Regions from separate parts of the Mus musculus genome. Here region 2 is linked to region 1. Evidence: chromatin loops called from intact Hi-C (ENCODE). Cell type or tissue: left cerebral cortex. All regions are shown on one strand. Each heading gives the region's core, and the rest is flanking DNA. Links, peaks and the distances in the headings are about the cores only. Region 1 overlaps Arl15 (ADP-ribosylation factor-like 15). Region 2 has its middle 64 kb from the start of Gm41072.

Region 1 (16,597 bases), core at 3,404-11,403:
TTCTTGGGATCAAGCACTATAAAACTGGTCCTATACAGCGCTATTCAGTGAATTAAAGAGACGAGTCTGCAAGCAATCTGATAATCCAAAACTACCAGTTTATAGAGTTAGAGTCTTTATCTAGTAGACTTCCAAGATGGCTGCATTTACAGTAATAAAACTGTTACTTCCAACTGGATACTGTTTTATTAAGACAGTCCACTTATTTATATATATAGTCTGGCTTCCCTTTGTTATTGATGGTCAAATATTTCCTAAAACACTTATCTAGAAGCAAAGAGGAGATAATCTGTCAATAAATGTGTCATAATTATGTCTATCATTCTCCCATACTGCTGAGAACTCAACTCACTGAGAAGGTCAGGGCTTTACTGAAACATGCTACATGGAATACACAGGCATGTGCTGGCGAGTTTCACATCAACTTGACACAGGATAGAGTCATCTGAGGAGGAAGCCACACTTGAGAAAGTGTCTCCAGAAGTTTAGGCTGTGGGGAAGAGTATAGGGCATTTTCTTAATTAGAGATTGATGGGAGAAGGCTCAGCCAATTGCGGGTGATGCCATTCCTGGGTTGGTGGTCCTGGGTTCTAAAAGAAGGCAGTCTGAGCAAACAATGTTCACAACTTTTTAACGATCGAGGGAGAAAATGAAGACAACCATCGTATTTTGTGACATATAAAAAGAGTCGGATGAAATTGAGCACTGGTGTTATAAATATTCATGGGAACATACCCATATATCCATTTGTTCATATGTATCCTTCGGCACTTTGGTTTCACAGAACTGAGTCATTGGGACCATTCTGCAGAGCCTGCCACACTCACACTCTGACTCTTCCAGAAGAAGGTTGCAGCCCCTGAGTAGGATCTGAGCTTCTGATAGCATCTGCGGTGCGGAATGTTATCTGGTTGTCACCCGTCATGGACCTGAGGTACGTCAACACTGGATAGAAGATCGTATATTTGGAGACACCCAGTTGTCATGCTACTTGCTTGCATGTTTCCTTTCAATGTCTATATTTATCATCTTGCATACTGGCATAAACATTCTGTGGACTGGCATTGGTCTGCGGACTTTATTTTTAAAAGCACTGATCTAGATAATACCAGAATACCTTCACACACTTTTTTGGAAAACTTCCCTTCTTTCCACATACTTTTGATGTGATGATCACTAAAAATACCAGTAAATAAATACATAGAGACCTGGATAAAATTAGTTTTCACATGGAGGGTTTGCGCTTTGAATGAATGCTTTTAAATTAACCACTGTTTCTCCCTTGCCCACTGCCACATTATATAATGGCTTGCTATTCTCTTAGCTTTGGATAAAAGAAAAAAATATTTCTTTTATATTTTGTACTTTGTGGAATGGTAAACTCAGATTTCATAAACAGAACAATTAGTACAAATGTCTTTTGGACAATCTGTGCTGTGATTTTGGAAACTGTATGCGAAGGAGACTGAAAGGATCGAGTCCTTACATACACAAAAACAGTTTATGTTTAAATTTCTGAAAGGTTGAAAAGATTTCTCCTTATGCTTGCTTTATAATAGCAAAGTCCTTTGGCATGTCGAAGGCCACAAAAGTAATTTTTAGCTTAGGTACAAAACGTGCTTTGGGCCTGTTTTATATGAGACTCTCTAGTTTTAGTGTTGCATTACAGAGAGAGAGAGAAAGAATGTGAAAGGAGAAAAAACCACCTCCATGATTTTTTTTATTGGCTCAAAGTTAGAAGTGATTCATTTTCAAACTTCAATCCCTATCTCTAGGGAATCGCCCTTTTAATTCTACTGCAATTTTTGTTTAAGACATGAAATAATCCCTCCATGTTTTTTAAACACCAAGAAAGATGAAAATCAGTTACCCGTGCCAATGGCTGTTTCATTTGCATTCTATAGGTGTAAAATGAGAAACATCCAAATGAGAAACAGCGTCAGGCTCTCCCAGCATCAGAAGAAGGGGACCTGTGACAAGGGTCGCAAGGTGGACGGAAGCATGGGATAAGAACAAATAATCCCGGGACCTGTTTTATTAGATGACAGCTAGGAAAATGTTCTTTATTTGTTGTTACATAAGAATGCTGTTGCTAGCAAAAGAGGGAGCTTTCCAAGTCGAGGGAATAGAAAACTGCCGTAGCGGGAACCTTTGCAATCCTCTGTCTTGCTGCTCCACTCCACCGCCATAAAGTAGTCAAAACAGTAAGAGCCACTCGTTCAGAACGATGACATAATGTTTATAAATATTTATGTGCGTTCTGAACTCTTCATTACCAGGAGATACAGCTGGGGTATAGAAGAGAAAACTGAGCTCTGATTGGAACCTTCACTGTGCCAATTACAAGGCTCAGCAATCCCCTGAGAGTTACCTACTCAACTGCTCTGAGCAGTCTCTCTTTAAAGTAGAAGACTTTCTAACTACCTCATAGAAATTAAGGAAGGTAATACCCATGTCTTGGAAACAGTAAGAAGCTATAAATATATATGAATGTAAATGTAAGGTGTTCATGTTACTGAATAGGGGAACTTACTATAAACTGCATTATAAAATTTCAGTAAGTAAAGCAAGCCTATTATTTAATAAAACCAACTGAGTTGTATAATTCAATACTTTTTTCAAATATTGCTACTTATGTGACCTCCACATGCATATCTGGTGCCTATGGAGGTCAGAAGAAAGCCCTGGAGGCCCTACAACTGAAGTTACAGATGATTGTGAGCAATCATGTAGATGCTGGGAACTGAACCCAAGGCCCCGGCAAGAGAAATATGGCCTCTTAACTGCCAAGCCATCTCTCCAGTCCCCTGATACTATGACTTTTTGAAATAGAGATTATAAGGAGATAAACTCTCATTAGATAATCTGTTGCACAGAATTTAGAGCGATTGTAGCTGTGGTCAGTTATGGATGGTTAAGGTGCTGTGGGAATGAAGCAATATGGCGATATGACAAGGTGGGGCAAGGGAAGGAGGAAGAGGCAGAAGAACTTTTTTTTCTGGTTTGTTTATATTTGAAAGGAGTCAATAGCCACAAGAACAACCCTATTATTCTAGTTACATTTTCAGGATTTAAGGGGGCAGGAAAGGAGTAACGATCAGTATGGATATAGAATAAATTCTTTGGTCCCTCACAATATTCTAGCCCTGGCTTGTAAAGCTATATAGGTAACATAATATGTAGCAGTGTTAAGCTTTGATGCTGTGGCGAATTCAACATGCTTCACCTGAGAAGTGTTATTATTAGGGGGTGTGACCTTGTTGGCATAGGTATGGCCTCCTTGGAGGAAGTGTGTCACTGTCTGGTGGGCTTTGAGACCCTCCTCCTAGCCATGTGGGAGACAGTCTACTTCTGGCTTCCTTTGGAAGAAGATGTAGAACTCTCAGCTCCTCCCATATCAAGCCTGTCTAGATACTGCCATCCTCCAACCTTGATGATAATGGACTGAACCTGTAAGCCAGCCCCAATGTTGGCCTTATAAGAGTTGCCTTGGTCATGGTGTCTGTTCACAGCAGTAAAACTCTTAAGTAAGACAGAAGTTGGTACCAGGGACTGGGGTATTGCTGTGATACGCCTGACTATGCTTTTATTTGGAGGAATGTGAATTTGGGGACTTTGGAATTGGAAAGCAGTGGAATGTTTTAAGTGGGGCTTACTGGGCCATCCTAGTAGGCATATGGAAGACTTTGTTGCTGAGAGTGATTTGAACCGTTCAGACTTGGCCCAAGAAGTTTCAGTGGAGCAGAAGTTCTAGAGATAGTTTTTTGTAGTATTTTGGTGAAGACTGTGGCTGCTTTTTGCCTTTGTCTGAAGAATTTCCTTGAGGCTAAGGTAAAGAGATTTATATTAATTGCAATGACATAGGAAGTCTCCAAAAAAGCCCAGCGGAGTCTTTGTTCTCTGGTTTTGTCTTATGAAGAGCGTTTTAATGCAAAGGAGCAAGCTGAGAAAGGAAACATATAAAACATATGGTTCAAGTAATAAAGGGGCACCAGCAAGTGAATGGAGCTGAATCTTATATTCAAGGAGATAAACATGATAAGGGAGTGGTGACCTTGGGGCAAGATTCCACCAAGCTAAGCTTAGTCCAGGCACCTTTAATCCCAGGAGACAAAGGCAAGCAGATCTCGGAGTTCAAAGCCAGTCTGGAATGGAGCAAGTTCCAAGTAGAGAAAAGACTAAGTCTAGGCATGATGGCACACGCCTTTTATTGCAATACTCAGGAGACAGAGCCATGCAGATCTCTTGAGTTCAAGGTCAATCTACAGAGCAAGTTCCAGGACCACTAAGCTTAGGCAGTGGAGAAGCTGGAAAACTGAAAGCTGGTGATGATATAATAGAACAAGGGGGCCATGTTCCAGCCCCAGCAAGCAGCAGGCCTCAGCAGCTTTGGCCATGTAGCTCTGGCTTTAGAGTCAAAAAGAGAAGTAACTACTAGGACAGTTGATGCTGGTTAGCTGGAGCTAAGAAATTAATGGCGATTAAGAAGAGACCAGCATCACTGAGGTGAAATTTGGGAAGCATTTTCTGAGAGCACAAAGAAACCGTGTTCCAGAGATAGCCAAGGTTGTACCTCGTGCTGCAGCTGGTCTTGGTAATGTATAAGAATCACCAAGATGGTTTTGAAGGCATGAAGGAATCCTGGAGAGCAGCTGAGGCTTGGCACCAAGGATGGCCATTGGTGAAGGTACAGCCTTAGCTGCAGTTGATGGCCCAAAGAAGTTGAGGGTTGGCACCATGAAGAAAGCCTATGAGAGGCTAATGGTAAAGCTGAGTTGCAGCGGAAGCTCCCGGTGTATTGGAGATGCCAGTACCATAGGATGATCACCAAGAACAGCAACAGCAGTGGAGTAGATCAACCTGAGCTTAGAGTGCGACAGAGGGCAGAGCTGGAGATGTGATGACAGCCCTCTGGAGGAGCCCAGAAGATCATGTATGGATCCCAGTCATTGAAACAAGAAGCTGTAAAGTTAAGTTGCTTTGGAGACTTGAGATGTCAGAGTCACAGGATACTGCCAAGGAAAGCTGCTAACAGGGAGTGGAACCAGCCAAAGAGAGTCGTGCTGCCGTCAACCAAGATTAAAGGAGTTGGAGATCTGGAGTACTCTGACATCAGACATGGGCATGAAGAGTTTAAGAGTTTGCCCAGCTAGTTTTTAGTCTTGTCTGTTCCAATGTTTATTCATTATGACATTTTGGGCATGGTGGCAAGTGTCTTACTCACCGAGTAACCATTAACCAGTCCTCCTCTTATGACTCCAGATGGACAGTTCTAACATTTGATATACTTAGAGTCTAGATGACACATTTAAGGGATGATGTTAGGGATGCATACCTAAGCATCCAAGTCATTCTCGCCACCCATCATCCAGAAACGCATTCCTTGCTCTCGGGAGCCAACACCTTGGTGTAGAATTTGTATCTCAATTTCTCATTACCTGGGAATGAATAAGGTAATTGATGCAAAAAAAATAAGGATAATAGGGTAAATATGTTCTACTAATATTCCTAAGCTCCAGAGCCTAACTCTACCAAATCACCTTCCCCTCCTTGTGACTTGTTGTGACAAGTGTGTTGTCAGTTTTCCACAGGGTCAAATCTGGGGGCTTTTGGTATTTGCTCTTTGCTTATTTTCTATGTATATCTAAGTCAAGGAATGGACAATAACCAAGAACAGAAAACAGTCCTACTACTTAAAATAATGCTATGGGCAGTTTAAATTTTTTTTCAGTTTCTGCTTGGGCAAGTACAGACATTAATAAGTATGATCACAGACCTTCAGAAGTCAATTTTAGGATAAGGAGTATAATAGTAAAATAAACTAATAAAATACGATTATAAAATAAAAAAATCATAAAAATGAATGTTTCATTATATTTTAAAATATTCCAAAATGCTTGTGCCTAAAATTCTTTCAGATTTCAGAGAGTTTAGAATTTTGAAACACTTCAATAATGAGATACTGGACATGGGACGCAAATCTAAACTCAAATCCATTTGTATTTTACACACACTTGACACACAGCCTCAAGGTGACTTTGTATCACAGTGTCAGACTATCAGATGTATCTTAGACTATCAGATGAGGTCAGGATGTGGAGTTTCTCCCTTGTGGCATCAGGATGGTGCTCAAAAAGTCTCTGACTCTGGAGATTTAAGTCTATTGTTAGCTGTGATGTATAAAAACAAAAATGAGAGAGAGAGAGAGAGAGGAAAAAAAAGTCCAGTTCTGTTAACCACATGGTTGAAGAACAAATGGTTTTTTAAGCAGGAGATAAAAACATGTACTCGTCTGAAAAATGCAACAGTAGAGAAAGCCACGAGGCAGAAGGTAAATGCCACATGATTTTCTATCGGCCAAATCCCACCCTGTAAATTACCCTTCAGTGTATCTGTGCTTGTCCACAGCCTCCAAAAATCCAAACCTTTGTATGAAGAGAGGGCAATTGTATATATTAACTTATTGGATATATTATCAGAAAAATAGACTTAACAAATACCATACAGACTTCTTGCAACCTGTTTGCCATTTTTGACGTTTTTGTCTTAAACATATTTTAACAGCAATATATAGAAACTGACTTTACTTTTTTTTCCCCCCAGGAGTTGCATGGTATTCTATTGCACAGAGGTAATGCAGTTAATCTTCCCTACTGAGAGCTATTTAGGTTTTTCACGAGTTGTTACTATGTCAGCAACATTTCAATAGACACCTCTCTGCATAAAGTTTGATGTATTTCTTCAAGTAGATCCCTAGAGAAAATGGAAAAGTATTGTATTTTTGACAGGCATTAGCAAACTGTTCTGTTACGTGCTTACATAATTTGTTCTAGCAAACAGTTGGAAATCACAGATTCATAATTTAAAAGGTATGGTATATGGTATAACTTGGTGCAGTGGTGTTTGCCTGTAACCTCAGAAACTGAGAAGTGAAGATAAGGTGGGTGGATGGAGAGTTTTGAGACCTGATTAGGTTATAGAGCAAGACCTTGCCTCAGAACAAGCAAGCACGCAAACAAACAGCTATTACGTCATATGAACTGTTGGATGTATTTTGCTCCTGGAGCTACTATAATTTATACAGTTACCATTAACGACAACAAAATACAGCCAAAGCCCTATGTTACCAAACAATATTAACTCACTGAAAAAGTCATACTCATAGCTATAGAATCTTCTATGAGAATGATCTCCAGAGCTGGAAGTGAGCCCAGGGTCTATAATTAGAACCACACGAAAGTGTGTTGTCAGTGTATGTGAAGTAAGTTTCATCTGGAAGCGTTATCTGAATCAGCTTGTAAAAAAAAAAAAAAAAAAGAAAACCCCAAAACCTAAACATTGGTTCATTGTCCTCATGCAAGGGTCGACCAGAAGTATATGTCAAGTGGACACATGTTGCCTGCCCCCAACAAAAGTAATGAAAAATAATTGAGGGCGTTGTTAAACTTAAGTGATGTGATAGACTTCATCATTTATCATGGGCTCATTTGCATTGGACCAAGGCCTAGAGAGTCTTAGGGTGCCCTTTAAATACCTATGGGTATCCATAAGGAGGAAGCAATAAAGTGGAATGAGAACAAACCATGGAACCCCCCAAAAGTACTACATGCATCTGGACGACAGCTACTACTGTGTGGCCTCTGTGACTCCAGTATCAGAGCATGTCTGAAAGAGACAGAGGAGTGCTTCCTACAACATAGACTGAAAAATAAATAAATAGATACAAAAATAAGATTAATTAAAAAAAAAAAAACCAAACAGGTAATGAAGGATGGAAATAACCTGACAGTAGGAAGTGACAACTAATTAGCATGTGTTTCCCTCTTTCAAACGAGCAATGAACTTGTTATCTCCAAGAGAGGCGATCAGAGTGTGCTTGTCAGATTTCCACATTGAGGTCTTGGTTTTGCAAGGCTCTTTTTCTTTCCCCCTTCAGACTTTGGCATGGTAAAAATACATCTTGAAACCCTTATTCCAGAACTGAAGAATTGAAGTTAGTCTGCTTTTGGGTGAAAAATAGCATTTCCCCATAGGAGCCAGCACAGAGAATCATACAGTCTTCTGACAACAGAGAAGTTTCACTTTGTTTTCTCATCCAATTTATGAAATTTCATGGAAAATAAACTCATACCTAATGAAAACTGAAGGATAGAAAACTTAACTTTAAAATGTAGCTTGAATAAGTTCATATCTTCAATAATTGATTACCATGGCTCCTGGAAAGAGATGGCCAGTTTTTCTACAGCAGGAATTTGTCTTTTTTTTTTTTTTTTTTTTTTAATGCTCTGAGATTCCCTTGATATAAGGCCAGAGATTGTTTTTCTTCTCTGAAGTTTGTAGATGAGAGGTGGCAGCCACACGAGGCCAGGTTCCCAGAACGAACGCTTGGGGAAACTGTGAAAGGTCAAGCCTCTGCCCCAATGAGCCTGGTTGCAACCACAAGGGCCCACCTCTTCAGCAAGCAAGACCTGCTCCGGCGTCCTCTGGCAGGAGCTGTAATTCAGTTGCCATCCCTTTATCCAAGATTCTCTTTATAAAAGGGTCTTCAGTGACAACAACTAACATTGCAGAGTAAACTCACTCCTTATTTATGCTTTCCTTTTGGAAAGAGTTTTACCGTTGAAAAAGACTGCAAAAGGCATTTCCCTCTTCTTCATTGAGAAATGAGCCCAGGTCCTTATGGATGTTAGGCCGTGGTTGAGTTACAACTGCAACCCTTTTTGTTTTTTGTTTTTGTTTTGTTTGGTTTTTTGTTTTCTGAGACAGGGTTTCTCTGTATAGCCCTGGCTGTCCTGGAACTCACTTTGTAGACCAGGCTGGCCTCGAACTCAGAAATCCGCCTGCCTCTGCCTGCCTCCCGAGTGCTGGGATTAAAGGCGTGCACCACCATGCCCAGCCCCCTTGCTGGCTTTACACACATCCATAAACCAGAACGGACAGGGTCGTTAGCATAGCTGGCATTTTCATAGTTAGTTAATCCTTTTTTCTTTTTCTTTTTTTTCTAGAATGAAAACATTCTTCGTTCAGCAACTCTGACAATCAGACACTCAATTCTGCTCTGACATGCTCACACTATAGAACTCGTTATAAAGTCACCCTGTTACATTGAAAAAAAAACCCACTGGTTGTCTTTTCTGTAAAATGTAGGAGCTGTTATTTATTGATAACCAACATTCCTTTGAGGCCTAATAGTTTGCAAAACATTTCATGAGAAAAATCTTGCCAGAAATAGGAAGCACTACTTTTTAGAAACCTGTTTCTGCACCTGCGACTTATTTTCCAAGCTAGAGGAGAAAAATATAATTCTGTCTTCACACACTATAGTCCCTTAACATTGAAAGCAAGACACCATGTCTTCTAGTAGCCATTTTGCCCAGACCTTGAAGATTCCTTGGAAAGTATCTTGTACTATCACATAAATATTTTTTCTAGCACTTAAGAAAATGAGACAACAGTTAAGAAGTCAATATTTATTTATGATATTTTTGATCAAAAATGAAAGCTTTAAAAGTCATTAGCCCAAGTTGTGCCACCACAGTAGAACTGAGAATGCAGAGATGGGGCACTGCGTTGAAATACAGTGAAAGCCTTAGACCTCAGAGCAGAGAATGGCTGATGGGATATCAATTCAGTGGACCATGCACTGTGCATTTTGGGATTCTGGCTTTTGGGTGTTCTTGTGTCTGTGCCCACTGTTGCTCTGTCTGCCCGTATCTCACACTACTGCCAATGGATCTGACTGTAGCAAGTCATCTTTTTCCCTCCAATTTCCTGCTTCTCATCCATTGTGGGTTTGGCAACTGGATAACCCAATATTTTGGAAATCTGTCTAAAATTAGAACAACTGGACTGACATTATTCATCTGTGTAGCTGTTTAAAAACAATCCAAAAGTACAATAACGATGATCACTGTGGAGAACAAAGACAAATTCATATTCTGTCAGGACAGGGCCATAAACTGGTAGTAACCCTATCATAACTACTGCGCAAACTAGTTTAAAAGTTCTAGGCAATCCTTTCCCTCCAAGGGGCCCATTTTACTCGCAATAATCTTCTCAGAAAATAGACAGTCAAAAACAAAAAACATAAAAAAAAATGCTTGGTTACAATGATGAAAAAGTGGAACAAGCCTGAGTGTGTACCAACCAGACACTGGCTTACTGAGTCCTGCTCCAGCAATATAATACTGCCACAAAACCACGATAGTCAGATCTAGAAATACTAATGAAGAGGTATGCAAATGCTCTTCCGGGAAAACAGAAATCAATTTATAGATGGGAATTCTATCTAAAATTTGTATGTGTCAAAGTCTTCAGTACAATAGGAAATATTAGTTAGCAGTCAATGTTAACTAATGTTAAGATAATTTCAAATTATTCATCTTTTATTGCCATTTTCTAATATTGTCAAAGATATTCCCACTTTTATTGAATTGCAGCTTAATCCAGCTTAGACGTGATAAATTTATCATTCAAATTGTGTCTTTGCTCTCCAAATAGTCCCTTTAATGACAACAAGGACATATACGACTATCAAATGATAAGGTCAAGGCAAGTGGGGCAAAAGTAGATGACAGCTGTTGGCCACAGGGCTGACAAGACTGGGATGGCTTCATGATTTATGTCTGTGTTGGATGTGGTAAAATTCACTAACTGGGCATGGTATGGGAATGATGCACACAACTGGTTGGTGGCATTTCCTAAAGAAAATTAAAGCTGGTAGACACGAGTACACACAAAGGGACCGAAGCCTGTGCCTCGAACGTCATGCCAGGACCCTGCCAGACATCCCACAGGCACTTAGGTAGGGTGTCAAAGAAGCTGTGAAAGCAGAGAAAAAATAGGAATGGGGACCGAATAATGTTAAGAAAGAAATAAAAGGCCAAAGAGGGAGACGATGAGAGGACCAGTAAGCATCCTCTAAATCGGAGCTAAAGATGTGATCGTGGATAAAGCAGTGGCTGGGGTGGGAAGCAGAGCTGGATTTCAGGGGTCGTCGGGGTGGGGGACAGAGAAAATGAGCCATTGCTGATAGCCAGGGTGACAGTAGTTTTAAAGATCTTGTAGCTGCAGGCATAGCTCAGTGGTGGCACACTTGACTAGCGTGGAAAGGCCCCAGGTTCAATCTCCAGCAGTAGGAAAACAAACCAACAGAAAACAAACCAAGACATGGAGACAGAGTGTGATGAGGCAATGAGTCCTGGATTTAGCTGCTGCCTCTTTTGTATAGGGAACAGTTAGACAGACTAACCTGATATAGGCAGCAAGATGCATCTGCCTGAAAATCTCACATTTCAAGCACTCAGTATCAGAGTCAGCAAAATATGTCATGCCTGGCCTTTTCCTCTCCATTTCCCTTGTCCTTTATAAGAATCTAAGGTCCAACCCATGAAAACACAGACATCTAAAACATCTAGCAGTTTTGAACTTGGGGGTGGGGGTGGGGGGGTAGGCCGACGGCTAAAAACTCACAACGGCCTTGAAATATCCAAAACATTTTCATTGACACCAAGTTCACTAAGATAGCTGAAAGCAGGACAGTGGATTCATAGTCAAATCAAATACACACATTACCTTGACAAATTAGACATAATTTCAACTTTACTGTGGGAGCAGGAGAAAGCCAATGAATCAAGGATGTGGCTGAGCCCTACTCCTTACCAGAGAGAGCCCCAAGGATCTGGAGGGGACTGGTTTGGACTGGTTTGGGGAAGGGCTGGCTTACTTTATACGTGGAACACTCTAATACTCCCTTTCTCATTGTTCGAGTACATTTTATGCCTTTAAAAGTCACTGCATATGTTCTAGTGTCTCTAGTAACTATGTGTTTATAAGTCAGGCAGGCTTTTTCCAGCAGCACATATATATATTTTTTAAATGCTGAAGTGTTTACAAAAGCACTATTAGGTACACAATAATCTGAATTCCCCAGCTAAGGAGAGGAGGCCAAATAGTGTCATAGGTTTTTGGTAAGTATTCATGGCAGGCCTTCAACTGCTCTCCTCTTACTGTGAGTTCTCTGCAGTTGGTTTCTCTTTCCATGTCTATCTTAGAGAGATGGATTTTTTTTTCCTTTCAAAAATTAAAAACATGTGACAACAGTCAGCTCAGCACTTTTGCCAAGAGCAAAATGTAGTGTGAACAAAGAGAAAGATTAATTAATTTAGGTACACATGCTGACGTATCAGAAAGTTATCTAAACAGATAAGAACAAGTTGGTCTGAATTTCCAATAAGAAAACAAAAACAAACCACACACACACACACACCACCACCACCACCACCACCACCACCACACCACACCACACACACATTTCTGCTTTAAGTATAACTATCTTGCTAAAATCCAGTAAAATATGTAATAGGATAATGATCTCTGAATTTAGTCCACTGATCATTTTCCTCAAGTGTCTAGAGTATTCTAAAGTGTGGAAGTTCTAAAAACCTTTTTGTCATTTCAATAATGAAAACGACATGGCTAAAACTCTGCATTGGTAACACTGGCTGGGTCATTTAAAATACTTCGATTGAGATGAAATTTACATTTTTTTTTTACAGGAGCAGATTCTGAGAGAAAACATGCCTTCATGTTGAAGTGCAAGTTCAAGAACGTATCTAGTTCCTATTTTCCAACCATAGGTGAAGCTTGAGAGGAAACTGTGAAAGTGATAGTGAATGTGGCCACAGAGAATCTCAAGTTTCTGTTTTTCTAGTAAAAAAGGTTGAACGATAATCAATCAAGACAAAACAATTGTTAAAAGTAAATGAGTTTTGATTGTAGCTATTAGGCTATCTTAATTAGGTTATTGCATGGCTGCCTGGCCTATTTTAGGGTGGGTACGGAAGATGGATGCTTTGTTTGAATGATGCCTTGAATACAGTTTCAGCCCTACCCTCCTTTCTCCCTTCTCCCATTCTGGGAATCCAGGGTCTCATATGTGCTGAGTCAACAAAAATGGCCTACCACTAATTTTAGGTCCACCTCTTCCTGCAGGCTTCTTAATGCCTACTTTTTCCCACTCTCTCCATGGAGGACGGGGAAGATGAAGAAGGGGGGGGAAGGGAACTAGAGAGGCACTACGCTCTTCAATGATATTCCGTCTTTACCCATAAACCCATGCTTAGTGACGTAGTCACTCCATTTTACCTTCTCCCCTGGAGTCACTCATCAAACGTTCCTAACAGTTATGAGACAACTGGAGGCAACAGATGATCTCCTGTAGATAGGCTGGGAACAAGCTGGCTTGTTAATTGGGCCCTGAAATTTTTCCATCCCACCTTGGGCAGTTTACTGTACGGCTTGCCAAACTTTAAAGCTATTATAACTAGTTTCACACAGATGCCAGACAAAACAGACAAGAAATTAATTGGAATGATCACAAATACATTCCTTCTGAATAAATTAAAACAAACTGGCCGGGGCTAGGAGACATTTAAAATAGGAAACCTGGAACCCATCAATCAAAACACCTTTAATTCTTTATGATGTTATAGTTGAGAGAGATTTCACTTTATTAATAATAGAAAAATTATCTAAGGGTGAGGGATGGGAGGTTTGATGGAATTCAGAAGGATTTTTTTTTTTTTTTTGCATTGTTCAAGAGAACTGCCTAAGGTAATGGTCTGACTTTTTGGTTTCTTTTGGTTTAAAAAAAATATTATTGTTTTAAGTGATAAGAGTTAAAAGTCTTTTAGTGAAGATTCAAACTATTGGCTCAGCTTTTAAATTATAATATTGAACAAATCAAAGTCGAAGTGTAAAAGCCCAGAGCAATATTCGGAGATGAGAGCTTTGGTCAGATGTTAGACAAACTATCCAAACAGCTGGAAAAGATGTTGATTCTCCCTGGGAAATTTGTAATGTATTTGACTCATGTTTTCATGGAGCTATGGCTTGTCCTAGGGGGATTGAAAGAGAGAAATCTTGCCAAGAACTTTATCTGGAAAATGATAGTATTTTACCAGCTTTCCAATTAGACAACAAAAGGACTTAAAGAGAAAATACTCAAAATCAGTGAGTGCTTTCTCTGTAGCAGCAATGCTTCAGGTTGTCCGTCCAGAAGTGGCTGAGAGAGCCATTCCCTTACATTTCCTTATATAGGATGATGTCTTAAAAATATATTGGAGCATAAATACAACATGAAGTGATTATAAAAGAGAGAGAGAGAGGGAGCGAGCGAGAGCATTCCTGACTCCAGTTGGATGGTATGCTATATCTCACAGTCGGTACACACAATGTGTTCAAGAACAAGCGTCCTTCTGCATGCCTTGGCACACCTACAGCTAGAATCTGATGCTGAGAGGCCAGGAAGGGAGGATTTGAATTCCTGCTGAAGTGATGCAATCTTCAGGGCCAAACAACCCTTGTATAGACTTTGCTCATTTTAGAAAAGGGTTTTGTTTTTCTTTCTTTCTTTTCTTTTTTTTTTTTTAATTATTTGCTTTATTCATGACTGTAATTGCCACTGCACCAAATCAGCTTCACAGATGGATTGGGACTCGCCTACTATCTATACTGAATTACTTATGGATGAAATAAATGGTAAGATTTTGGGGATGAGCTTAAAAACAAGCCAGCGTGGGGTCAGGAATACTTAGGAATAGAGACTTAAAAAAATTATCTAGGAGCTGTTGAGTGGGTGATGGCGAGGTGGGATTATTATACTATTCTCTCAACTTTTATAAATGCTTGGAATTTTTTGTGATATATATATATTTTTTAAAGCTAGGTGAAAAATGAGAATATAAGAAAAATTACTAGTTGGCATAGAAGTTTAAATATTTAGAAAAAGCAAGCTTTCCTCATGTTAAAAATTTCTGGTGATTTTCACCAAAGTGCTCATCATCATTGCTTATTCCCCTCCAAAATCCAGTTCCCTTATCTGGGGCCATATTTTTTAAGATCACAATTGAGGAGATTAATTTTACTTCCTACTGGTGCGTTGAGTCAAGGTGACTTGGGTTCGAAGGTCTTGGTTGGTTGTTTTTAAAAAACCATATTACTTTGAACAAGTTATTAAATTTTTCTGGACAGAGCACAGGCATCTCCTATCCTTACTTTATACAGAATTATATAGATATGTGGTTGAGCTAGAGGCTAGAGTGCATGTATGTGAATGTGTGTGTGGGGGGCGGGGTTGGTGAGATGCATAGACTACAATTCGATTGGCTAACAGAACATAAGACAGTAGAATTGTCTTATCATTAGAGATTTTAGACCCAGAAACCCTGGTCGCTAGCACAGTTTTCAGCAGCTCGAGAGGTATCTCCGATCGAGGCATTTTCTATGGATCATGAAGAAAGAAACTTTCTTTGGGCAAAGCAACAAAGAGGAGAGGCTCTCATTCTAACGTTAGCTGCGATCGCTGTGCCAGATGCCAGTATCAGACGACAGCAGCAGCGCACAGTGCAGGGCTTTGCTTTGCTTTAGAGTTCCTGGCTGCTAGAGATGACACGAATGCTTCTGTGCTGCTCATGTTTGCAATGATCTGAAAACGTCCAAAGTAAGATCTAGACGTTCCCTCTACCACATATAGACTGTTTGTACCACTGTTGGGTCACCTGGAAAAATAACTGGACAAGAAGCAGGCTGTGGTGGTTTGAATGAAGATAGCCCCAGTAAGCTCATAGACTTGATTTAATCATCTGGGGTGGGGGTGGGGGAGTGGGGTGGGGAGGATTTAAACTTTTAAAGGATTAGGGTTGTGACCTTTTGGGGGGAAGTGTGTTACGAGGGTGGGCTTTGAGGTTTCCAAGACCCCATTCCAAGCCCACAGTCTCTCTCTTCTTGCAGTTCTGGATAGAGAATTCTCAGTTACTACCTCCAGCACCATGCCACCATGCTCCCTGCCAGGGTGATAACGGACTAAGACCTCTCAACTGTAAGCAAGCCCCAGTTAAATGTTTTGTTTTATGAGAGTTACCATGGTAACTCTTCACAGCAATAGAATACTGACTAACACACAGGTATGCACAAAAAAAAAAAAAAATGGGGAGGAGTCACTAGTCATGAACATAGTAATAATGGCTCAAGGACTGCCATTGATCTGAGATCACATGACCAAGAATGATGCACACTGCAGAAATTTACATTGGATTTAAGTTTGCTTTAGAAATTTTAGTATCACAAAATAATTAGAAACCTAACTAACTCTAATGGTCTGGTTTTTCTGAGGCATTATAAGCTGAGATGACAGTCAGTTTTAGTAGATATTAATGATGCTAAGATATTTCCAATTAATTCTCCCTTTTCTGTTTGTGAAAAAAAATCTTAACATTTTTAGCTGGATCAAGCATTTCATAAATCCCAGCTTCAAATTTTGTGAATAAGTAAAGATTATTCTTTTTCCAGGGCCACAACTGAACGGGTCACTTTGAAACAAGCTACACAGTCCTAAGGTTAACCAGCAAACATTTCCATTCCTCTCAAATGCATCCTGTTAGGGGATTATTAATGGAACAGAATCAGACTTTAAAAAGACATGACTGCAAATAAAAGTTCAAGCTGTGAATCAAATTTTAACAGCAAAGAACATAACCTGATAACTCCAAAGCTACTGAGGCAAAACACACAACTCATAAAATCGTAGCTTTGACAT
Region 2 (16,597 bases), core at 5,025-13,024, 170 kb before region 1:
GTCTTAAAAAAAAAAAAAAAAAAAAAAAACAAAAAAAAAAAAACAAAAAAAAAAAACTAACAAAACTGTATAAAGGATATCAGAGTACTGTGTCCTCAGTTCCCTGAATTAGGAGGTAGTTTGGTTCAGAACATGCTGTTAGAATTCATTAGCAGAGCAGGCTGCAGTCAGGTCTCCTGGGACTATACTAGGGTGTTGTTCCTCATGAAGCAAGGCAAAATGAAGACATGTCGGAAGAAGTCTTAACATTGGCATCTGTATAAACCAGAAGACAATATCCGTCTTTAGTTTTCCCTTGTCATATAAAACAGAACAAAATTATTAGCGTTGTTTGATGAAGCTTTTACATTTTGGTGTGATTGGTTTTCTGTTTCTCCGTCTATGCTTGAGAAGATGAACTTACTTCAAATTCCGTTTAACACAAGATCCAATAAGCTATCGAGCTGCACAGCCATGGCAGACAATAGGAAACGGGGGTCTGGACCTTAGCACAGCAGCCAGCAATCCTTGGCTCTAGAGGAGCTAAGGAGGATGAGGAAAAGAGAAGAAAGGGCAGAAACAGCCCCTTGGGGAGAGTGTTTCTGATAAATGAAGAGGAGGTGGGAAGGGAAGAACCAAGAAAGCTGATAGGTTCTGTTGGGTCAAAGAATGACATCCCAGAGCATGGAATGCTCTGAGTAAAAGATGTAAAGATGTTGGCAGTGTCTCAGAAGCAAGGCTTCCTGGGTCCCCCCCACCCCCCCTCACCACCCGTACATCACAGAAGCTACAATTCCTCTCCCCTGGGGAAGACCATTAACTATGGAAAAGCAAACCATAAAGCCTAAGAAGGCTATTCTCTATACTGCCATCTCTGAACACTGGTTTTGAGTCCCTTTGTGACATTAATTCCCCTTTGTGGCTGCATCCTATCTCTATACCTAGAGAAAAGGGACACACAGGCCAAGGGAGTCAGTCATATTGCTACTAGATTAAAATAGTTCACCACTGGAATATGAATAGATAGGCCAATCATAAAGAATGAGAAAATTCAGCAGATAATCCATCACATACAGATTGGTTGCAGGATATTTGATCACAGTGTGAACCCTGAGATTGTGTTATTTACTGGACAAACCTGTTTCTAGTTGTGGTGTGGCTCAGCCCTAACACAAACCATTAATCCAAGACCTTTTTGCTTATTGTAGGCAGGATTAAATAAAGTCAACCATAGGTCAAGAGGCAGGGCCAGCAACCCCATTTGACAGGAAGTGAACATAGGAAAGCCATAGAGAGTAAAAGGACATCAGGAGGATGGATAGAGAGGTGCACAGGAAGTAGAAGGGAGGGACATTCTCTTTGAAAGGTCTTTTGAGAGGATGTAGAGAAGGAGAGCTTTTATTCTTTGGGGACATCAGCTGAAAAAGAAAGTCATCTGTGTGCTTTCTCTGCCTCTGAGCTAGCAGGTTTTCACCATAACATCTAGCTCTCAAGTATTTATTGGTAAAATCAAACGTTTGAGATTTTGTTTAAAAACAACAGAAGTTGGTATATGATAAAGACACCATTCCCAACACTTGGAGGGAAAGGCAGCCTTTGAGTGTTACTAGGGAAATTTTGATTGCACCATGCATAAGAATAAACTGCAAACCGATCAAAGCCTTGACCGTAAGGAAAGGAGGGAGTGCTCATACGAATCATTAATGAATTTCTCTGAAGCCTGAATGAAGATAGGCTTCTTAGCTTTAATTGATTTTAAATTTATGATTCACACAGTAAAGCAAATTTGTAACTGTTACTTCATAAAATAATAATTTAAAATGTATACGCACATATACACAAAGTGACTTCGGTATTTAAAAAATACTGGAAGCTATTCAAATTTATTGACAGGCTGAAAGTTACAATTAGAAAAGAATAAGTCACAAAGTGACTGGTTAAGTTTATTGTTGCAAAATAACTAGAAGAAGCTTTGTGAGCTAACTGATGAGTTAGTATGGTATAGTAATTTCACCGTCTGTATCTGTAATCAGATATCACACTGCACACCCTAAATATGTTAGTTAAAAGCAAAACCTTAAATAAATAAATATGATGACTGAATTATGTATGGACTGTCAAAAGCCTAGGTACTACCTACCTGTTTAAAAGTGAGGAAAGCTTTTCATATTGATATGGAATAATCTCTAGGAAAAAGACAACTGCAATACAGCAGGTCTCTGGTGATACACACATAACACACACACACACAGGTACATATACACATACACATATAGATCAGTGCACATATGCCGAAGACCAGCCCCAGTCAGCCTCCCTCAACCTGCGGAAAAAATTTCGGGGTTCCATTACAGGCGGGCGTGGAGTCTGGGAGAAATGACAAACAAATATGAACACAAGGGAGTGCTGTATCTGGATGCATTTTCTCCAAGCAAAAACCAGACTTTTTATACAGAATAAATAAATAAATAAATAAATAAGAAAGCCAGGCAAATACATCCTCCAAATTAATACATCAGCCAAGTTACATTGACACAAAAAAAAGATGCATACATAACGTTTACCAGTGAGAATAGGAACAACCCTTAATTAAGATCAGCCAAACACAGCAGCCAGGTGAATGCTCTGATGCAATGCTAGTCTATTGTTAAACCCACCATCAGGGGTCCTTTAGTAAATACCTGATTATGCTAGTCCTCTGCTGCCTAGTGAAAAACCTGTACCTGGGGAATTCTACTAACCCTTTCATGAATAATACTAACCCACCTATTTCCTAGGTCATTGTGTATTCCTGTATTTGGGTGTGACTCCGCTATTGTCCTAAGTAATTACTATGTAGACTAGCCCTGAGCTTTTCTAGATCTATTCAAGTATATTGTAATGCCTAATTAGTTTTACTGTCTCTACTAGAAGTAAATTTGAAAGTTACTGAATAGGTAACATTCTTACTGAATTCCAAGCTCAGGGTCGGCTTCAAGGACTGCCTAGGACATTGGTGAAGACCAGGGAGTAAAATTCAACCTGATTAAAGTATTTGTAAAATCATTACTTGGAAGAACCTATAATACAAGAAAGCACACAGATCCATACACTAGATTAACTCGGGGACAGGGTTTGAGTATATGGGCTATGGGAATGCCAAGGTTCCAGGAGGCTAAGTTTCCATGAAACTCTTTGCCTTGTGACTGTTTCCAGGCTTTTAGGCCTACCAAGCAGACTTCACTGGAGTGGATGTAGCACACATACACGGACACATATAGATAGGTACATATGCATGTACACATATAGATAGGAACATATACACACATAGATAGGTAATATACATGTACACACATAGATAGGTACATATACATGTACACATATAGATAGGTACACATAATTCTATTTTCTGTGTAGCAGAAGGCAAAACCAGAACCCAGTGTAATTCTTGACCTCCAGGGGATGAATGGGAGCCAAGCAATGGGACGTGGAGATGAATGATGCCTCTCTATGGATAATTTTGTGTTGTTTTGACTCTTATAAGCAGGCTAACATACTGCATGTTTAAAGAAAAGTCAATCAAATATGAGAAGAAAGAAGCCCTAAAATATAAAGCAAACAGAGAAACGATCCCATGTGTACCTTAAATGAAACCAGAACCACAGTAAAGGGAAAAGCATACTCAGGTCACTTGGAACACAGCATTCAACCTTATATGCCTGGTTAGATGGGGCTGGATGACTGGAGAACATTTCAAACAAATACTTAAATTCGCTTTTCAGTATGATTTCTTTATACCATGGTATGAGAAACCAATTTGCATATACACTGTAATTGGTTTAATAAGTACACTGTTATTTTGAGATGGCCAGTTTTTTGGTTTTGGGGGGTTTTGGGGTTTTTTGGTTTTTTTTAACTGAGACAGTCTTACAAATATGGAAGAGAGAAAGTAAGTTTCATGGTATGAAATAGGAATTACATAAAAGTAACTAAACTTATTTTAAAAAATAACATACATGTGTAGATCTACTTGTACATAGACATTAGTACATTTATACACACAATAGTTTCTTAATGTTATCTATTGAAGAACAAGAAAATATACAAACAGAACAAAAACAAAACAAATAAAACAAAACAAAACACAATTTCAATCCAGTCTGCAGTGAGAATCTGGTCTGTGCTATGGTTTTGATCTCAAGTGCTCTTCCAAGGCCTTTTGTAAACGCTTGACTCTCCCATGCTGTTGAGAGATACTTGAAACCTGAAGAGAGTGAGCGAGATTCTGGTTGCTGGGTGAATGGCTGTGAAGAGAATATGGTTCTGAATCCTCATCTTCATCCCACCGCCATGATGTGACGCACGTACTTGCCTCCTCATGTGCTTCCACCACTGTGTGCTGCTACAGAGCAGGACTAAGTGATGAGGACAGAGACCCCCAGAACTGTGAGCTGAAGGAAACTTCTCTCTTATAAAGTTGATTGTCTTGAGTGTTTTACTATTGTAATGGACTAACACAGAGCAGCAGACGTAGACAACGGACGTCAAGAAGAGAGACTCAGGTCAGGAAGATGTCTTGGCAGGTAAAGATGCTTGCCACCAAGCCTGACAACTGAGTTAAGCTCTGGAGACTCACGTGGTAGAAGGAGAGAAACTAAGTCCTGAAAGTTGTACTCCTGACCTCCACATATGCACACACACACACACACACACACACAATAGAACTTCATATACACAAAATGTTGTTTCTATAACTACACTCGAAACAACATAAAAAAGACTTTAAAATTGGTTTATAAGAGAAATTTGAAAACAATTTGGTTGTAGACAACCAAACCAGAGAAATGTCTAGAATCCTGTGAGCCGAACTTAATGGATGACTTTTGTGACTGCCAAGGAATAGAATGCCTTCATAAACATGGATAGTGAAGAGTATGTTGACAAGGTTTCTGAGGGAAATGAAGTCTGGGGAATTGGATAGAGACCACCCAGGTTATTGAAAGCACTGTGTAAAGCTGGAAGAGAGCTGAGTTAAAAGCTGATGGGATTAGTTGGTCTGAGAGGTGAGGTTTTGAGGGAGCAGAGGATGCAAGGGGTAGCCTGAAAATTACTAGTGGCTCTTAGATTTAAAGTAAGACATGGGATCAAAAACAAACAAGTGAGTGACAGGGAAAACTTTCATTTTGACCTCAGCAGTAACATCAAACTAGTCAGAGAAGTGCACCCGTTAAAAGGGTTAGCACAATTAGAAAGATAAAAATGATAAGTAGGTAAATAAATAAATAAGAAATAGATGGCTAAGCCATAGTCATCTCAGGATCAGAGATGTAAAAATATACTTTACCGCAAATTTTCAAGGTACCCCTCCCCAAGCCACTATGTGCTTACAAAAGGGAACACATTCCCTGAAGTTCTAGCTGTCAAGACCATGGACCCACTGGAGGTATACATAGGTATAAGCCTACTTATAGACCTTGGCATCTTCCACATGCTGCTGATTTTGAAAGAGTGAACATGTAGTTGTTACATGATAATGGATGCTTCCACTGGGCTGTCGAAGGAAAGTCTGGTGGTCCAGGCACCGTGTTACAGGGGAAAAGTCCCTGGAAGCATCTTTTGATAGGTGGTACACGAAGCTGTGAGGAACTACACTGGAGACCTCATGAAAATAGAGATGTGAAATTCCTCCTGAGAGAGGTCCCAGAGAACAGTCAGCCCACGAGGGTGGCCACGTGCATTGCTGCAGCAAATTAGTCCATGAGGGAGAAACTGCACGTGTCCTGAGGATCCCACATCCCATCAGAGTGTTGCCCAGATGCCACACATTGGACTGGCTTTGATCTGATGCGATTGCCATTCCTTTCAAAATGGGAATGTTTGTCCTGTACCATTGCATTTTGGAAGTGTGTAGCTGTTTGTTTGTTGGCTGGTTGGCTTTATAGTTCAAAGCTGAGACTTTTGAGCAATGCTAGACTGGTTAAGGTTTTGGAGAGTCTTAAATAAGACTCTCCAAAGATTTTGCATTAAAGATGAACAAGAGTTTTTGTGGATGGGGGAATGCTATTGTCAGGAGCTGGTGTGTCCCTCCCAAAGCTCGCGTGTTTAAAGATTCTTTCCAAACATGGCCCAGTATAGAGGAGGTGCATAGTTGATTGTAGGATGCTGGTCTCTTCCTGCCTCTCATGTCTCTGCCATGGGCTAAGCAGTTCTGCTCCTATTACATCTCACACAGCCCTCAGAACCGAACCCAAATAATCTTTCTCTCTATAAACCGTTTGTGTTGGGGTATTTGTTATAGTAATGAAATTCTGGGTAACACAGTCTATAACAGCATTTCTTCCTGAAATTAGCTGAGGCTTCCCCTTAAACATTGACTGAGTTATGCTCAATACAATATGAGCTAAAAAGTTCTCAGTTTGCCACCCAGTTCCAACAAACAACGAAACAAAACCACAATTTAGCTGGCATTAATGTCCCATGTGTTTAACAGAACTTAGGAGCCAGAGGTAAGGGCATCTTTGAGAATTTGAGGCTAGTCTGGTCTACATAATACATTCTAGGACAGCCAGAGCTACATAATGAGACCATGATTACAAAACAAACTTTAAAAATGATATATGGAAGTGTTACATATCACTTGAAGGGGACACTACTGGCGAAACCTAGACAAATTGAACAGAAAAAAAAAAAGAAAAAGAAAAAAAAAGACCACATAACAAGCATGAACCTGCTGTTGGGGAAAATAGAAACTCATAAGTTCATTACTGACAATAGAGACTATACTGAATGGTGGCGAGCTAGTGCCAGAGCCAGGTACAGCTGCACACACTTGTGCTGCACACATCTGTGCTGCTGGCATTTGGAAGGCAGAGGCAGGCATAGCTCTGAGTCCAAGGCCACCCTGGTCTACACAGGACATTCCCAGCCCTTCAGGTCTACACAGTGAGACCCTGTCAAAAAGAAGAACAAAAAGGAAGAATGAGAGTTCTTGCTTTAAAGGAGAACGCCAAGTACCTACCAAGTGGCAAATTTGGAGGAAATGCTGGAGTTGGAAAATCAACAGTTTGAAAACATGATGGATAAAGTTTGACTAGGCAGTGAGAATTACAGAATATCTGCCTCCAAAACTTGCAGGTCATCTCTTGAAAAAATGCTAATGTAGCTAGTTAAATATAAAAAGAAGTTTCTAGAAGTTGATGCAAAGAGCATACAAAAGAATCAAAGATGTTTCTCATGAAAACCTATCAATACTTTTAAAAGTAGGGATCTGCAACTTACATCAGGGCTGACCACTTCTACACCACCATCACCTGTTCCACCTGTTGCAGATCTGGACCACAGGCTCCATGCCATGAGAAGGGAGGGCAGGTTGGGAGGACCAGAGGCTTGTAACTTTATAGAGCACTGCCGAAGAGACCCACTTTGATCATGCCTGTGTAAGAAAGGGTTTCTTTTTTCCATCAAAGGGAGCTCGCCTGCCAAGAGCCAATATTCATAAATCCCCCACCTGGTAAAACTGCTTATGAACAGACCCCCGTACATTCTGGGAACGTGATGGCTCAGAGCAGCTGTCTCCATCTCCCATTCCCTCCTACCCTTTGTGCCAATTCTTTTTAAACTAGACAGTGGGAAGACCCCAGCCAATGGGGAAAAGGCTCAGTTACCACCCATATTAGAATTAAAACTAAGTGAAGTTGTGTCCTGGTTACATGAAAATAATCACCTTGCCAAGTTGCTTTTGCCTTACAGTTTATACAACAACAAGAATATTTGGTTTTGGTATCCCAACATTAGTTTTCTCCACCCTGGACAGTGAGGCTGCAACAAATACTGAATTATATCTAACACTGTGGCAGTCTCAACAACCAATGGTGATCTATCAACCGGCTTATGGACCTCACTAAGAGCCCTCCCTAGAAATCCTTATACGTCTTACCTCTAGAATGCCTCTAACTGGCCAGGTGACCCCAGCAATGTGCTCCCATCCTTTTCTGCTATCTGCGTGTGCTATACATGGGTACCAGTCACCATGTTAACTCTGTAGTGTTGAGAAGTGATACACAACTTTAAATATCCCAGGCCATCATCCTATGACAAATAAACAGGTACCCAAACCTCAATTTGTCAGATCGGGAGAAGGCATACTGCCCCGGTTTTCTCCAGAAAAATGAAGTGGACACATTCATAGATAAGGACCGAGAGACCCCTAGAATCTCTCCATGGGCAGAGTGGTCAGGCATCAGTACACAGGGTAATGCCTGCTTCTGCAAACACAAAGACAGCAATGCACATTTTAGAGAACACAACAGCAGTAGTGAGCAAAGCGAAGCTTTCAAGGTTGTCCACAAGTCCTACGAGGTACCTGGCCTAGAACTCAATATAATAATCTTAAGTTAGCTCAGTCGGCAAGGGAACATCACGAGACAGCTACGTGGACACGAAGAAAACAAGGTACCCAGCAAAGAGAAGTGGCTAGAAAGAAACCAGCCAACTATTCTGGAGGTGGAGAATGTAATAACAGAAAGCAAAACGTAGAGTATCAACCGCAGACTCACACAGAAAACAGAGGAAGAAAGGAACCTTGGGCCACTGGAGCTCGGGCCTGATGCTGCTTCTCATTCCCCGGGAATGCTAGAAACATGAAGATCGGCCTTCTCACTCCATGGAACTCCAATTCCTGTAGGAAGGAGAAGGTGAGGGTCTCTGCGCTCTGCTCTAAGTTCCATCTCTTGCCCAGGGTAGGAGACCTGCCATTTCAGGCTGCTCCAAAGGAGATAGAAGAGATTATCATCCTGTAATGGAATAATGTGTCCTTCCTTCCCAGAAACAACTTCTCTGGTGCAGATGCTGGGGACACTTGAAGAGAGCAGCATGGTGCTAGTCTGACCTCAGAATTAGGACTCCAAAAAGCATAGCGTTTACCTTGTTCTTTGTTGTTGCTGTTGTTTTTGTTTTGTTGTTGTTGTTGTTGTTGTTATTGTTGTTCCAAATACTGGCCAAAAGCAGAGCATGCTTTCCCTGGCCTTCTGGGCATCTGCCATTTCTTTGAAGGCTTTTTGTCATGTGGCTGCCTGCAGACCTCTATTGCAAACTGCATGGCTTTCTCTCTCCCCCACTCTCTCTTCTCCTGGCAGCTGTGAAGTCTACAGCCTGCCTGTCCTGTTGTTTTTCTTTTAAACGCTAATAAAATTGTCCCTGACCTTCCTTTCAGGTTCATTTTTAAATTATTTTATTACTGAGATTAAGAGGCCCAAAAGAGAAGCTAAGGGACATAGGCATCTTTAGAGAGAATTGACAAAAGAAAGGTAGAAACCTAGTCTAAAGAAGAAATAACCGAGGTCCGTGGAGAGAATGAGCACACACTAAGCCCAGAATACTCCAGGCAAACGCAAATAAGGTTTTCATGGAGACACAGTGTAAATACATTGTCAGAAATCAATGACAAAGACTTTTGAAAACAGCCAGAAGAAAATGAGTCCCTTCTTGTAAGGGAAATCCCCCAAAGACTGCAAGCAGATTTCTCACCAGAAACCACTTAGGTCAGGATGGTATAGGCAAACTTGCTGAAAGGAAAGGCAAGTCTGCCAACCCAAAATCCTTCACAACAAAGCTGGCCCTGAATCCTGATACGGCTGACAGAAAAGGCTTTCCCCAAGCGAATAACAGAAAAGAGATTCCGTCCCAAGATCTGCCTTATAGCAAGCTGTTGTAGCAACAGATAGTTAATGATCAACATAAAACAAAGACAAAACTCGCCGGCAAGAGTTGACATCCACGCAAATTCAGAATGTTCTAACCCTCACTGGGACCAGGACGTTGCTCCAGCCTCCCTTTCACCTCCCTTCCTGGTAATGTCTCTTGAAAGAATTCAGATGAGGTATGCAGCACAATGCAGAAACTAGGCGGGGTTTATTACAAGATATAGTGGACTGAGTGGGCGACGGCCAAAAGCAGCTACGTGTTTAGGTAGGCTTTGTTTCTAAATCTTGGAACAGACATTATTCCTGTGGGACGTTTTATGTCTAGGTGACTGACAGTCCCATGTGGGTCGACTCTTAAGGGAGAAGTTATGGTATGTAAGGCCTCCTGCCTGATAGTAAACGTTGACCTTCCAGCCAGTTCAGAAGGCCGAGTCTCTACCCAGGGCTGGGTTCATGGCTCAGATCCCATTCTTTTGATGAGTAACATGTAACAGATTAGTAGATTAGAAAGAATTACAGCAAAACCCCAAAATGAATCTAAAAAGAAGGAAAGAAAGAAAGAAAAGAAAAGTCTGGGAGGAAGAGCTGTCCCTTGGCTCCAGCGATGCTGTCCCTCAGCTCCAGGGACTTCCTCCTTCTGACTTCTTGTCTCATCTATAGCTGTGCTGTCACGAAGGGCAGCTGCAATGCGTTCACCTCTTTCACAAGGCATTTGAACCTATAAGGAAGAGCTATTGGGATGGCTCCCACTGCCTTTACCTGCTACCAAATTAAGAGTGTTAATGAGCAAGCGCATAGGGAGTGGGCCTGAGGTCATTTTCAAGTCAAAGACAGAGCAAGCCTCTAGAGGTCAGATTTGAAGGACAATAGTGAATCTGACATCTTCCACACATCTCCCCCATGAAAACCTTGAGACCCTTCCCTTTTGGAAAACGGGGAACTTTGCTTTGAGATGGCCTTTGTTCTGTTTTCCTGATGTAAAGCTCTCTCCTCATCTAATTCCTGTCTTCTAATTTGCTTTGGGAGCGGTGACAGGTAATATAGGGCCACCAAGTCCTATATTACAAGGAACAAGTGGAATCCTCCTGCCTCTGCTCTTGTGTCTACAAGCTGGTGATTACAAGGAGGGAATCCATCTTCACTGGCCTTCAAAAATCTGCTGGTATCTAGATATCTAGCAAAAGTTACCAAAAATAACTACAGATGCAGTATTTTAAACGCACTATTAAAAAGTGTAAATTCTGATGTCACAAACATGGCTGAAATGTTGAAGTTGATATCATATTAAAATTGACTGTTACAAGCATTTAAGGCACGGAGAGGAATACATACTGTGTGTGTGTGTGTGTGTGTGTGTGTGTGTGTGTGTGTATTATATATAATTTTTTTCTTTTTCTTTCTTTTTTTTTTTTTTTTTTTTTTTTTTTTGAGACAGAGTTTCTCTGTGTAGCCCTGGCTGTCCTGGAACTCACTCTGTAGACCAGGCTGGCCTCAAACTCAGAAATCTCCTGCCTCTGCCTCTGCCTCCCACGTGCTGGGACTAAAGGCGTGCACCACCACTGCCCGTATATATAATGTTTTATTTAAGTCTTATGATATAATAGAAAAGCTTGGGGTACATTCAGAAAATATAATGGAATAAAAACCTGTCGTTACAAAAAGAAAAAAAATCAAGCCAACACAGAGAAATAAAGAGTCAAAGGAGTACATAAGAGTCAGAAAACCACGAACGGCACACATAGCTCTTTCCGATCTCTAATTCCCTTAAACGGACTTGGCTAAATTCTTTCATCAAAAGGCAGAGTGGGTATACTGGCTAGTTTTGTGTCAACTTGACACAGCTGTAGTTATCACAGAGAAAGGAGCTTCAGTTGAAAAAATGCCTCCATGAGATCCAACTGTAAGGCATTTTCTCAATTAGTGATCAAGGGGGAAAGGCCCCTTGTGGGTGGTGCCATCTCTGGGCTGGTAGTCTTGGGTTCTATAAGAGAGCAGGCTGAGTAAGCCAGGAGAGGCAGGCTAGTAAAGAACATCCCTCCATGGCCTCTGCATCAGCTCCTGCTTCCTGACCTGCTTGAGTTCCAGTCCTGACTTCCTTGGTGATGAACAGCAGTATGGAAGTGTAAGCCGAATAAACCCTTTCCTCCCCAACTTGCTTCTTGGTCATGATGTTTGTGCAGGAATAGAAACCCTGACTAAGACAGTGGGTGAAGCATTAAAAGATGTGGCAGTTAAAAAGAAAAGGGAAACAAGACACACAACACCCCCCCAAACTTGGGCATTAAAAACACGAAGCTCAAGTGAGATGGGTGTGGGGGAGTGTTAGGGAGCATGGGGGTGTGGGGGAGGGTCACTGGCTACAGCAGAGTCTTGCTTGACTCAGGGGACAGGGTCTGTGACAATCGACAGCCACCATCACCACTGAGAACTAGTAGTAGTTCCCTGGTCTTCCATCTCCTGAACTTGAATAAGTTTCAGAGAAGACTTTTATTGTGTTTAAAAGCAAGCAAGCAGAGCTCTCAAGGGGCTGCCATTCAGGCTCTTTTCTAGAGGTTAATGAGACCTTTCTGGGTGGAGTCATGGGGAAGGAAGTGGTCCCTCTGGTTGATCCACCCATCCTAGTGACTGGGCTAGAACTGTAGGCACACCTTCAGGGTTCAGTGAGGAATCTGATTACATGTAGTTCTGAGGCTGCTGTGCTCATTGAACTGTGATGTAAAGGGAAAGAAAAATGAGAAGGAGAAGCCAGGACATGAGTGCCCTTAAACATCAATTGCCATTCCTGGCCTCTGACCAACATGGATCTGCTAGCATGACGGACAAGGCATGATGGGCAAGGTATCAAAGGCAAGGAGCAGAACGGCTGTATTGGAAGGTCCCCTCTCCCCCAACCTAAAATGACCATCTAGGTTTCCTTCTGTTCTCATCAAAAGGATAAAAGAAAATATTGTGTGAAATAGTAACCACAAATGAATAAAGTAGCTCTGCTTAGGTAAAATAGACTGTCAAAAATGTCACAGGCATACCTCAGCAAGCCTTTAAAACCAGCATTCAGAAGTCTGAGGCAGGGGGATCACAAGTAAGGCTGGATTATATGAGAGAGTTGAGGAGAAAGGTAAAGGGGTAAAATAGAAGAGAGAGAAGAGAGGAGAAGAAAGAGAAGAGATGAGGAGAGAGAGAAGAGAGAAAAGAGGGGAAAAGAGAAAAAGAGAGAAGAGAAAAAAGAGAGGAGAAGAGAGAAGGGGAGAAAAGAGAAAAGAGGAGAAGAGAGAGAAGAGAGGAGATAAGAGATAAGAGAAGAGAGAAAAGAGGGGAGAAGAGGTCTAAATCTGATCTTCTAGTCTGAAGGTCTTGACTGAAGATCAAAGTGTATGGTCAGATAAAATGGTTCAGCCTGTGCCCACTGGGCCCTATCCTTCTTTCCCACTGTTGTTCAAGCCTTGGCTTTCCCCTAGCTAAAGAAGAGACATGAACTCTTAACTCCTAATAAGCGTGTGGAATCACATTGGTTGATCAAGTGTACTGTCGTTCCTATGGTTTGTCTCAGAAAATAAAAAAGTAAACACCAGCTACTAAACCTATCACAGAGATGAAGATAGCAAAAGTACAATAATTTGGGGATCAATTCATCAAAAATTATGTAACAGCCACACATTTAATCTCGGCAGTTAGGAGGCAGGGGCAGACAGATCTCTGTGAGTTCAAGGCCAGTTGGGGCTATGTAGTAACACTCTGTCTCAAAAATTAAAAACAAACAAAACAACAACAAAAACTGTTCAAAGTTGTGAGCATACACGCAGCCGGCACTACAGCATACAAATGAAAGCGAATCTGGTGGGAGATGGCCAGCAAGCAATAATAATGTTCAGCAACGAAGAGATGAACCCGCCAGAAAGCGGTAGACTTGCACCACCATAAGCCAAACAGAGCGAATGAAAATAACCAGACTGTTAAGTCAGCAGGAGAATAAAACATTCTTCCCCAACACACGGAACGTCCTCCAGGATATCATATTAGGCCACAAAAGCCTTAATAGACTTGCGGAGAATTAAATAACTTTCCTAACCATAACATTGCGAAACTAGAAACCAGTAAGAGGAGGAAAATCGGAATGCACACAAATATGTAAACAATTTCAAAAGGGAAATAAAAATGTATCTTGAGACAAATAAGAGCAGACAGACAGCATAGCAGCAGTGCAGGGTGCGGCAAACACAGTTTTAAGAGGAAACTTTATAGTGATAATAAATATCCACACTGAACAAAAGGGAAATGCCAAAAACGAAGCTTACACCCCAGGAAGGTAAAAATAGCAAACTGAGCCACAGATTAGCCTAAGAAAGGAGAGATGATGTCATAACCCACTTATTTTTTTTAAAAAAAGGGTAAAATTAAGAAACCTTGGCTAGACTAAGAAAAGAAGAGAGAAATTGAACAAAATTGAAGAGGAAACAGCACCACAGATTTCATTCGAGGATCAGAGGAAGCCCGTCAGCAATCATTGCCAGCACACTGTTCACACTTTTCACAGAAAAGAAAAATTCCCAAACATATTTAACCTATCTGAATCATGGAAAAAATAAATCTAAACAGAACAATGGTGGAGGAAATTAAATCAGTAATTAAAGGCTCCTCAACAAAGAAAAGTCCAACACTTGATGTCTCCATCCGTAAATTCTACGACCCATCTCGAGAAGTATTGGCCAAGCTTTTCAAAACTCTTACTGAACTGTAGAAAGGGAGAAAACACATCCAAGTTCATTTTAAAGCTCACATGACCTGATATGGAGTCAGGAAAACACCTTAAGGAAATAGAAGACCAGTAGTTCCAAGGAATACACGAATCTCAAGAGAATGTTAAAATTTAACAGCACATTAAAATAACGCTACATCATGAGCTCACAGGCTCTATTCTTGTCATTTAGGACTTGTTCATCATTTCAGAACTTATAAATGTGAGACATTACTTCCTTAGAATGAAATAACAATGTGATCATCACCATAGAAACAGAAGAGGCATTTGATAAAAATGCAGCCTCTGGCTACGCCACAATGGCGCATGCCTGTCATGGCAGCACTTAGGAGCCGAGGTAGGATTGACATGAGTTTGAGGCTAGCTTGGGCTGGACAGTAAGTTGAAGGCTGGTTTGGTTAACACGGCCAACACTCAGTCTGAAATCACATGCAACAGTTTAACGGCCGCTCAGCAAGCCAGGGATGATGCTAGAAAGCTTCAGTTCCCAGTGATCGTGACGCTCAGTTAGAAAGATTGCAAGTTCAAGACAAGCCTGGGTTATATAGCAAATTCAAAGCCAGCCTGGAATAATATCAGGAGACCTCATCTCCAAAAACAAACAAATGAGCGGTAATAAACCCGAGGCAAACTGGGCATAGAAAGAATGCATGGGAACATAATGAAGGTCACGTATGACACAAATACAGCTAGCATCTCAAAGACGACATGCTGTCACTTGTCTTCTGAGATTAGGAGCAGGACAGGAAACCGTCCTTCTTACCATACCCATGTCTACCCACTACATAAGCAAGAAAAATACAAAAGCAATCTAAATAAGAATTGTTTTGTTTTGCAGATGGCTTAAGCTTATATAAAGAAACCCCCTAAAAAGAAAGGAAACTCTGAAGATCCCTCTCTCTCTCTCTCTCTCTCTCTCTCTCTCTCTCTCTCTCTCTCTCCTCTCTCTCTCTCTCTCTCTGACACACACACACCAAACTAACCAACCAAAACCCTTTTTGAACTATTTGCCAGTACAGTAAAGTTATAGGACAGGAGAGATAGGGCGCAGGGAGGGAGAGAGATACAGAAACAGAAAGACAGAGACAGAGAGAGAGAGACAGAGGGACAGAAAGAGAGAGATGGGGGAGGTAAGAAAGCAAGTTCAGTTGTGTTTCTGAGCACTGTGAAATACCAATAGAGTGGCAGGAATACTTGATCAGCTGGACTGACATAACACATGACTGATGATAAAGAAGCGAAATGCTAAGGAACAAACTTATGGAGGGTGAAAGGCATGTGCACTGAGATGTGTTAGAAACCGAGTAACGCAAGAAACACAAATAAAAGAATTCCTACGAAGGAATGAATATTGTAAAGTGTCTCAACCCAAAGTGATAAATAGATCCAATACGATCTATCAACATTCCAATGACATCCCACACAGAAATAGGACAAATGTGTCAAAGTTCATATGGAAGGACCAAAGACCCAGAGGAAAGGCAACCTTGGACAAGAAAAATAAGTTCAGTTATATCACACTTCCTTCTTTATTATTATTATTATCATTATTATTACAAAATAACAGCCATCAAAATATTATGGTATAGGGAAGAGAGTAGGCAGGAGAGAGAGAGGGGCTTTTTGGGTGGGATAGGAGAGGACAAGATGTAGCTACGAGTGTCTCCTGGTTTCAGTGACAGACCCACCAGGATTCGCCAGCAGAGGATTTAGATTTAATATAGCTTACAAGATTAGGATTCTAGTTGCTGTGCTAGCAACTGAGTTACCACTGTTTCTGAACTAAGTTTGTGCGGTGTTTTCCTTTCATATGGCAGCTCGACTGGGTTCCAGAGAAAAAGGTATGATGGCAAAGTATGGGTTTGCCTGATGTGTACCACAAAAGGCCGTGGGAGTTTTGAAGCACGGGGTTGGCATGGTGGGAACTTAGTGAGCTGGGTGGAAAGATTTTGGAGCTCTGAGTCATGGAGTCTCCATGAAATAAGAACAGGCTGGCCATTACCTTCCAGGACCTAGCTGGCCAGCCTGCTGGGGCCTGCTGGCAATAGCATGGTTTTTTTTTTTTTTTTTTAATATTTCCCACAACAGGTGGTGAACCAACATGTTGGACAAGGATCCATTAGAAATGTAAGATATTAGCCTGAGAGTTTTATTTTTTTAGTGAGTAGCTGGGTAGCACTGGGAG

The links. A loop is a pair of places that touch in the nucleus more often than their neighbours do. Peaks named below come from ENCODE experiments on the same cell type or tissue, not always from the same donor. Only the 100,000 strongest peaks of a DNase experiment are listed, where the experiment ranks them.
Region 2: a loop joins it to region 1, with 17 times the contacts of the local background. A loop is called at or near these places in 1 of 42 quality-filtered maps.

Annotation. Positions count from the first base shown.
Region 1 is chr13:114,091,970-114,108,566 of GRCm38, reverse strand. The region is part of intron 4 of Arl15 (ADP-ribosylation factor-like 15); the gene reads right to left. Among named protein-coding and RNA genes, the nearest start is that of A430090L17Rik, 51 kb to the left of the region's middle. In left cerebral cortex, for the core only: no CTCF peak of the experiment used is centred there; DNase peaks (open chromatin) are centred at 7,205 and 7,946.
Region 2 is chr13:114,265,076-114,281,672 of GRCm38, reverse strand. No RefSeq gene overlaps it. Among named protein-coding and RNA genes, the nearest start is that of Gm41072, 64 kb to the right of the region's middle. In left cerebral cortex, for the core only: no CTCF peak of the experiment used is centred there; no DNase peak of the experiment used is centred there.